Linked DNA regions of Homo sapiens: regions 2 and 3 are each linked to region 1. A link is a contact called in ENCODE Hi-C or POLR2A ChIA-PET data. All regions are on one chromosome and are shown on one strand. Each heading gives the region's core, a stretch centred on a gene start or an enhancer-like site at or near the end of the contact. The rest is flanking DNA. Distances are from core to core; before and after follow the strand shown. Region 1 overlaps LOC105373262 (a long non-coding RNA gene). Region 2 overlaps ADSS2 (adenylosuccinate synthase 2). Region 3 overlaps LOC105373262 (a long non-coding RNA gene).

What was found. A loop is a pair of places that touch in the nucleus more often than their neighbours do. ChIA-PET counts read pairs that join two places held with the same protein, here RNA polymerase II (POLR2A). Pooled maps may share reads with other maps.
Region 2: a loop to region 1 is called in a map with no recorded cell type, with 5 times the contacts of the local background. The contact joins two enhancer-like sites. A Hi-C loop is called at or near these places in 6 of 168 maps with a recorded cell type or tissue (Calu3, K562, MCF 10A and 3 more), 10 of 37 single-sample maps with no recorded cell type and 9 of 50 pooled maps. POLR2A ChIA-PET finds 5 or more read pairs at or near these places in 4 of 52 experiments (H1, MCF 10A, WTC11 and 1 more).
Region 3: a loop to region 1 is called in a pooled map, with 2.7 times the contacts of the local background. The contact joins two enhancer-like sites. A Hi-C loop is called at or near these places in 1 of 37 single-sample maps with no recorded cell type and 4 of 50 pooled maps. POLR2A ChIA-PET finds 5 or more read pairs at or near these places in 1 of 52 experiments (BJ).

The regions. Positions count from the first base shown.
Region 1 is chr1:244,298,127-244,300,965 of GRCh38, reverse strand. The region is part of intron 1 of LOC105373262 (a long non-coding RNA gene); the gene reads left to right. Among named protein-coding and RNA genes, the nearest start is that of SPMIP3, 53 kb to the left of the region's middle. RefSeq lists an enhancer at 1,175-1,244. Within about 2 kb of position 1,350, at least 30 of the 41 ENCODE cell types and tissues checked have a DNase peak (open chromatin) inside an H3K27ac peak, as active enhancers do.
Region 2 is chr1:244,408,454-244,411,292 of GRCh38, reverse strand. It overlaps ADSS2 (adenylosuccinate synthase 2), which reads left to right. Exons shown (of 13, transcript NM_001126.5): 12 at 1-6; 13 at 1,655-2,799. The coding sequence ends at 1,707. Among named protein-coding and RNA genes, the nearest start is that of ADSS2, 42 kb to the left of the region's middle. Within about 2 kb of position 1,477, at least 2 of the 41 ENCODE cell types and tissues checked have a DNase peak (open chromatin) inside an H3K27ac peak, as active enhancers do.
Region 3 is chr1:244,233,054-244,235,892 of GRCh38, reverse strand. The region is part of intron 2 of LOC105373262 (a long non-coding RNA gene); the gene reads left to right. Among named protein-coding and RNA genes, the nearest start is that of SPMIP3, 120 kb to the left of the region's middle. Within about 2 kb of position 1,397, at least 2 of the 41 ENCODE cell types and tissues checked have a DNase peak (open chromatin) inside an H3K27ac peak, as active enhancers do.

The DNA.
Region 1 (2,839 bases), core at 101-2,600:
CGTATTACAGGAATTCCATACTTCAGTGTGTAATTAAGTGGATTCTGGCAGAAAGAATCTGGGATTCTGGAGTCTAATCCTTATTCTGAAAACCGCTTCATTTCAATTTCTAGTTTTCCTTGCTTGTTAATGCCTAGGTTGTGTTGTAAATCACAGGATCTTTAGGGAAAATAAAAAAGTACTGGAAAAACCTGGGCAGGCTAACAGGGCAGGCTCTGACTGCCATTGTCACCTGTGACACCCTGTCTCTAGTCTGGGAACACATTCTCTCTCTCTCTTTTTTTTTTTTTTTGAGATGGAGTCTCGCTGTCGCCCAGGCTGGAGTGCAGTGGCACAATCTCAGCTCACTGCAACCTCCACTTCCCGGGTTCAAGCAATTCTCCAGCCTCAGCCTCCTGAGTAGCTGGGACTACAGGTGCCCAACACCACGCCCGGCTAATTTTTGTATTTTTGGTAGAGACGGGGTTTCACCATGTTGGCCAGTCTGGTCTTGAATTTTTGGCCTCAGGTGATCTGCCCACCTCAGCCTCCCAAAGTGCTGGGAGTACAGGTGTGAGCCACCGTGCTAGGGACACATTCTCTTTCCTGTGTGGTGGTTTTCACTTGAAGCAAGAACCAGTTATCCCCCTTCTCCTGAGAAATGACAAGCCTGTATTTTGGCAAATATGTTGGTTTGCAAATCTGTTGCAAAACAGATTTCGGTGGTGGTGGTGGTGGGGTGGGCGCTCCCCAGCCCATCCTGGGAGGTTTTATTACAAAAATAACTAATTCAAGGACCTCCTTGTGGCTGGGCGCGCTGGCTCACGCCTGTAATCTCAGCACTTTGGGAGGCTGAGGCGGGCGGATCACGATGTCAGGAGATGGAGACCATCCTGGCTAACACGGTGAAAACACGTCTCTACTAAAAATACAAAAAATTAGCCAGGCGTGGTGGCGGGCGCCTGTAGTCCCAGCTACTCGGGAGGCTGAGGCAGGAGAATGGCGTGAACCCGGGAGGCGGAGCTTGCAGTGAGCCGAGGTCGCGCCCCTGCACTCCAGCCTGGGCCACAGAGCAAGACTCCGTCTCAAAAAGAAAAAAAAAAAAAAAAGAACCTCCTTGTAAGTCAGCCTCTCCCAAAGGAGGACATGGAGGGCCAGGCTAGTCCTAGAGTCTCTAGCAGGGCCACTTCCCTGAAGTTTTGTTCCTTGCTGGCTTAGCCCAAATAAACAGACCACTCTTCCTGTAGCGCTAAAAAGTCACTCGATGGCTTTCTGTTTCAGATTTGGTTTCAGAAGGGTTTTGTCAGCTTTCTGTAAACTGCGTCTGTAATTGAGGCCGGCCGCCTCCAGGTGGCACCAGTGTGCCGTCCCACGCTGAGTCTGCTCTGAGAATCAAGACGTTTCACTACCGCCCAATTCATTTGAGGAACTACTGCCAAGATGCATCTTCCTAACGATTTCTCTGCCCAGAGCCCTTCAGAGGCTTCCTGTTGTCTGCTAGATAAAGCCAAGCTATCAGTGCTCTCAGCCTGAGAGCAAGCTGAGATGCAGTCTTGTCTGAGTCTGCAGGGTGGTGGGAGAAGAGGCATGGGGCTTTTTGGTTGCAGTAGAGGGAGGAGATTGTTTGAGAAATGGGGGGAAAGAACTGAAACAACCAAAACAATGAGAGTGAAAAGGAACCACGACACCAGTGTCATGGACTTGTGTCTCTGCAGAGAAGCAGGGCATGTCGAAACTGCAAGCTTTTCGTTTCTCTCTCTCTCTCTCTCTCTGTCTCCTTTTTTGGAGTCTCGCTCTTGTTGCCCAGGCTGGAGTGCAGTGGTGCGAGCTCACCTCAATGCAACCTCCGCCTCCCGGCTTCAAACAATTCTCCTGCCTCAGCCTCCCGAGTAGCTGGGATTATAGGCGCCCGCCACCATGCCCGGCTAATTTTGTATTTTTAGCAGAGACAGGGTTTCACCATGTTGGTCAGGCTGGTCTCGAACTCCTGACCTCAGGTGATCCACCCGCCTCGGCCTCCCAAAGTTCTGGGATTACAGGTGTGAGCCACCACGCCCAGCCTAAAACTGCAAGCTTTTCACACAAGACCCAGGACTTACATTTTTTAGTGCTCACTAACACAAGTAATAAAATGTGACACAGAGGGAGGGAGGGAGGAGAGGGGCTTTCTCCTCTACCTTTACAAGAAACACAGTGAAACCGCTTTGCAAAAATTAGGTCAGTGAGAGAACTATGGCAGTGAGGGAGATCTGATCTAGCCAACCCTCATCTTGCCTTTAGCCTTCAAGTTGCCATTAATTGTTAATATTTCTGGGTGTAGGCCAAGCTAACTTTGAGAGTTAAATGATAATAGCCCTTTCCCCAAAGTCAGCTGCTTTTGTAAAAGTAATGAGAGACCACCAGGCTAGCAGGGTAGAGGAGCCTGAATTCTGCTAAGGTGTAGACATAAATGATTGCCAACCATTATTCTGCAGGTCATAAGATTTGCAACCTCCCAGATTACTCCTGCAGATAATATCACCGTTATAGAGCCTAAGATTGGCCTTTGGGATATCTTTTCAGTCTTTTTTTTTGATGTCTGACACTCATGCCTCCACCTAGACCCACTGACCCCTCCTGTGGCCCCACCCACAAAGGACTCAGGCACAGGAGGACCATTTCCCACACCCCTATGATTGCACCCCCAGCCAATCAGCAGCAAGCACCCATTGCCCAGACACCTCCATCCCTTCTCCCAAACTACCCTTCAAAAACTCCTAACCTCTGAGCCTTCAGTGAGGTCGATTTGAGTGATAACTCCATCTCCCATGTGGCATGACTGACCTCGAGTCAATTAAACTCTTTTTATTTTTTTGAGACG
Region 2 (2,839 bases), core at 228-2,727, 110 kb before region 1:
TTCCAGGTAAACATAAACACTTTGTGAATAAGTTTTTTCTTTTCTCTCTCTCTCTTTTTTCTTTTTTTTTTTTTGAGACGGAGTCTCGCTCTGTCCCAGGCTGGAGTGCAGTGGCGGGATCTCGGCTCACTGCAACCTCTGCCTCCTGGGTTCAAGCTATTCTCCTACCTCAGCCTCCCGAGTAGCTGGGATTAGAGGTGCGCGCCACCACGCCTGGCTAATTTTTGTATTTTTAGTAAGAGACGGGGTTTCACCATGTTGGCCAGGCTGGTCTCTCCTGACCTCTTGGTCTGCCCACCTCAGCCTCCCAAAGTGCTGGGATTACAGGCATGAGCCAGCATGCCCGGCCAACTGTCTTTTCTTTTAACTTGCCTATGTGCCTTTGAAATAGAATAAAGGAAAGATCATTGTTACTTTACAGAGTGCACATGATTTGCATAAATGCCCAGGAAGATACAAAGTAATATTTTTATTCCTTAAAGTAAATACGATGCTCATCTTTAAATAGAAGATAATAGATTACTTCTCACCCTTTCTGACCCTGTCTTTAATTCTTAGTCTGTTTTTTTTTTATCCTGTGACATTGTCTCATTCACTTCTCCCTCTTAATAACAAATCCTCATGTATCTCTACCACCACAAAAAATGTTGTGTGTTTTTGGGGGGTTAAAAATGGTTTATGGTTTGTTTGGGTTAAATTACCCTTGAGATTTGGAGTTTCCTGAATATACACTGGGAAATAATTGGTATAGAAAATGGGAAATCTCACTAGAAAAAAATGTAAGAAAAAATTTTTAAAAATAATTAAGCCTATTTATTAAAGAACAAATATAAGATGGCGAGGGAGTTAGGCATAACAACGTATGGCTGTATCTAGTTATGTGAAGTCATTCTTTTAACAGATGGCTTTTTCCTTGTATCGTTTTGTTGGCATTGATGGATATTTGAAACATAAGAAAAAGTGAAGTGTGTGGGATGTGTCCTCCGTGTAAAATCTCTTTTGCCTTGTGCTTCGTTTCCAGCATGATTCTTGTTTTCCAAATTACTAGTTGCCCCTCCCAGCATGATGTCAAATTTAGTAAGCATATTTGCTTACTGCTCTTGGTCAGCATTTTCTTGAAATATAAACAGCAGTGAGTCTAACAAAAATCTGTAAAATACCACGAAGGTTGATCCTAACAGTACCTTATGGAAGCTGGCAATTCTGCAAATAATCTGAAACCATGTGATGCAGATGATTCGATTTCCATAGACTCCTGTAGTGGGCAGTTTCTGAGGCTGTGCAAGTTAAAATCATATTCTCATCTAGATGTTGAAGATGCTTATCTTGGCCTGTTATCAGGAACTTGATCACCAACTTTCTGTAGGTCTCTGCTGGTGTTGGTCAATATTTTACTATCCTAAGTCATTAGGAAAGTGAAAATATTGCACAGTTAAAAAGGGAACAGTAAGGCATACTGTCCTGTGCTGGGTCTTATTTGTACATCCTGTTTAGAAATCGGCACAGTCTGCTAACAGAATAGAGAACAGCAAAAAGGCACATAGGGAAAAGTTATGGTGATACTGAGAAAAGTAGGGGACTACCTGTTTTAATCCCAACGAGTGAACATTAGAGATGAATTGATTCAATTCCTTTTCTCTTTGTATTCTCCTAGTTAAGTGGATTGGTGTTGGTAAATCCAGAGAATCTATGATTCAACTCTTTTAATGATTGCCAGTAATGCAAGAAACACTCCTTGAGAGGGAGGGGAAAAGACTTTCTTAAATATTTCATTTATGACCTGCAAATTCAAGAATAAAGACACTGAAGTAAGTTTGAAGCCCTACAGTTGTTTCCAGTCTTTTCAGATGGATGCCTACTGTGGAGATTAACTTTGGCATATTCCAGTGTCAGCTTTCTTTAGCTGGAATTGCCAAATCATTTGTTGCTCCTGCTGCTCTCATGGTGCCACGTTTTTTTTTTCAATGTTTAGTAATAGTATAATCCATGTTGTTTGATATCAAAAGTAGAATTACTTTTAATGTAGTTTTTCTTCATTATTGTCATTGCGTGTTCTTAAGTTTTACCCCTATTAGATGGTAAGAACAATTAATGCAGTTTTGCACAAATATTTTTACATTCTGATCATTCAGTTCTGTCATTGTAATCTTTGTTGTTAGAAACAAATGATGAAAACATAGGGGTTCTGTAAACTTTTGTAATGCTATGAATTCTGTTTAAATTTTGGGCTGTCTATTTTCTGCTGAAACCATGCAAAATTGAGCTTTGGTGGGGCTGGGAGGGGGTTATGTATTCATGGGACCTTTAATTTGTACAGAACACAGAACTTATTTCTGTCAGTTATTTAATACATTGAAAATTTAGTGAAATGTTCAAAGAGAATAGATGTTTCCCAAAACAACAATCTTTATGTTAAAAATAGTCATTAAAAGATCTGTTGTAATATATGGTGGATATTTTTCTTTAATTTCAAACATTACCTCTGAAATGTGTATCTTTTCTTTTTTATCTTACCATTAATTTTAAATCTAGTGGATTGGTTTTCAACATCGTGCCTGCCGATATGCCTACAGAATCATCTGTAAGTGTCAAAATGAACCCACGTTGTTAGCCATAATTTTGATTATGCCTTTATTTCTCCTTTCTTGAAAAAAAAAAGGTGTTATTTTGACAATTAGGCATAACATTGTTTTGTAGATTATCTTTTAATGAACTATTTTAAATGTTAAATTAGGTGCCACTTAAATTTATTTTATTACACCATGAATAGCTGATTAAAAGAACCAAATATTTCTAGTATGCTTTGCGTATTGTGTTTTTGTTCTACTAAGAGAGGTTA
Region 3 (2,839 bases), core at 148-2,647, 65 kb after region 1:
GTAAGGAAAGGAACAGTCAAGTAATGCAGAAGAGAACAAGGAAGAAAGAAAAATGATCAGTCAAGATCTTATCCCGTGAAGAAGCTGCAGTAACATTTTTGCAAACATCTTTCAGGATACCTCTCAATATATACGCAACGTAGATGTGTGGATTCCCTTTCACCTACATGGGATAATATCATACAATTTATATAAACTGATTTCTTTGCTTGATACTATATTATGGGGGCATCTTTCTATGTGTGAATCTTTATTTTTTCTTTTTTTCTCTTTAGTAGCTTTTTTTTTTTTTTAAATAGAGAGAAGGTTTTGCCGTGTTGGCCAGGCTGGTCTCGAACTCCTGACCTCAGGTGACCCACTGGCCTTGGCCTCCCAAAGTGCAGGGATTACAGGCGTGAGTCACCGTGCCCAGCCCATTTTTAATAGCCTTTAATGGAACAGTAGTATGGCATTGTATGTGTGACCTAGTCAGTTTTCTATTGATAGATATTTAGGTTGTTTCCAACTTCTTGCTGTTAGATAAGGTTGGATGAGCAACTCCATGGGTGTGGCTTAGGAGGCTCTTGTCTCAGCTGAATCTTTAGTAATCTCTGGCATTCCCACTCAGGAAATCCCAAAGCACTAGTGGCCAATGGTCCCTGTCTCCATGCCTAGCCAGAAAACACTGTCTTCAAGGCCCCAGTTCTTCATGTCAATCAAATTGGTTCTATTCATGTGTGGGGAGGCAGACTTGTTTGCTTATTTTTGTTTTCCTAAAAAAATTCAGCAATGCTTTTATATCGTACTTGGCATCAATTATTTGCACCCCTCTAGAATCCATCCCTTCATTTTCTGATGATAACAATTCCTGAGGAATTACCCCTCTCCCATTGCATAGAGTCTTGGTGAACCTGGAAGTGGAGGTGGCGGGGCAGTCATTAAAACCCTGTGCGGTTGCCTGCAACAGCCAGCCTCCACTCCATTCCTTCCCTCTCCTGCCTCCTCCCTCACTGCACAGCCTCCAGGTCACAGGTTTGGAAGCTACTGGGGTTGGCAAGAAAGCAACTCATAAGACTGAGCCGTATTCAACAGAGAGACACCAGGAAACCTGGAGAAGTGGGTGTGTGTTATCTCGGGGACCTTAAATATTCCCTTTCCTTTGCTTTGGGGCACAAGAGGAACATAAGCATGAAATAACAAACTTCAATGCTATGTGGTTTTGTTCTTTAAAATGTCGTCTCTTTTTTTCCCATCATTGAACTTGTCAGGGAGGCTTCTCTTGGCTAAACCCCACTGCGCTGGGTCAGAGCATGCCTCACTATTATTAACCTGTTCGACAGCTGAGGACGCTGAAGCACCCAGAAGCTACGTGACCCACCCAGGATCAGGTGGCAGCAGCCAAGCGTCCTGGGACTCGCACTCTAATGGCAGGCACTGCGCTTGGCTCGGGCTGAGCTGTCCTGGGGCACGCAGCAGCAGCAGCAGCAGCCAGGAAGCCCAGCTCCTGTTACAGGATGAGGTCTCAAGCTGGGGGCTGCTCTTCTTTCTCAGGTGTCAGTGTTAAAACAGCCACAGAAAGAGCTGTAGAAGAGCCCTTGGTGATTTTGCTTTGGAGGGTGTCTGGTCACAGAGTCTGCAGATAGGCGACGGCACTTTCATTATGTCTGTCACCATCGTGGGGGGATTAGGAGGCCCTAGGGTAGGGGACTGAATAGTTCACTGTGGCCCTCCACTGACAACACTAGGTACTGAAGGGTATCAGTTGTTCAACCTCAATTCTAGGGACAGAGGGGGTGGCGGCAGGAAGGAAATGCACCCTATTGAATGTCTACTCCCAGCCAGGCTTCGTTTGGGGTGCCTTCCTGTAGATTGTTTCATGGACTCCTCATGTCAACGCTGAGAGCTCAATCAACAACTTCAGCTTCTCTCCTCCTCTTCCTCCTCCTCCTTTGGGTTGACGAAATCAGATCATCAGAGCTGCTAAGCAGAAAGTAGCCATTATAATATGATGGAGACAGAATTTTAACTCATGGATGTTTTGGGTCCAAAGTTAAGCTTTTCCCTGTTACTATCCCGGCCCTCAGTAGCACCTCGGGACAGGCAGAGTTTTGCCCCGAATCCCTCTGGAGTGAGAAGCCTTTCTGGAAGGAGCACTGCCGAGTCTCATAGACCCCGGTCTATGTCATAGACCCCTAGACACTGGCTTCTGCTCCCATCTGATGGGTCATCTGAGCAGAACAATGTCAAAAGTTGGTGTTTTCTCTGAAACTCTGAGTCTCCCTCCAGACTGCGGTTGGCTCAGGGCACCATTTTGGCTGCAATCCCGCAGAGTTTCATTTTCACTTTTTTATTGAAAAATCGAGATCTGGGGAATTAGAGCCTTTCCATATTGATTTTCCAGGGGCAAGTGAAAATTACATTCTGTACAGGACCAAGAAAGTGCCACCTTTTGTGGCAACAGGGCTGACGGTGGTGATGACGTGCAGGAAGGGGGACGATGGGGCAAACAGACATAGTTTCCATGTAATTTTTTTTCAAAGTGAAAAGGTAAAAAAACTAATTTGGGTTCGTATAAAATGACTTCTGGAATTACAATTTTATTTATTTATCTGTTTATTTGTTTTTATTTATTTATTTAGTTAGTTTGTTTGTTTGTTTGAGACAGGGTCTCACTCTCGTTACCCAGGCTGGAGTGCAGTGGTGCTATCTCAGCTCACCACAGCCTCTACTTCCTGGGCTCAGGTGATCCTCCCAGCTCAGCCTCCTGAGTAGCTGGGACTACAGGCGTGCGCTACCATGCCCGGCTAATTTTTTGTATTTTGTTAGTAGAGATGGGATTTCATGATGTGTTTTGTGTTTA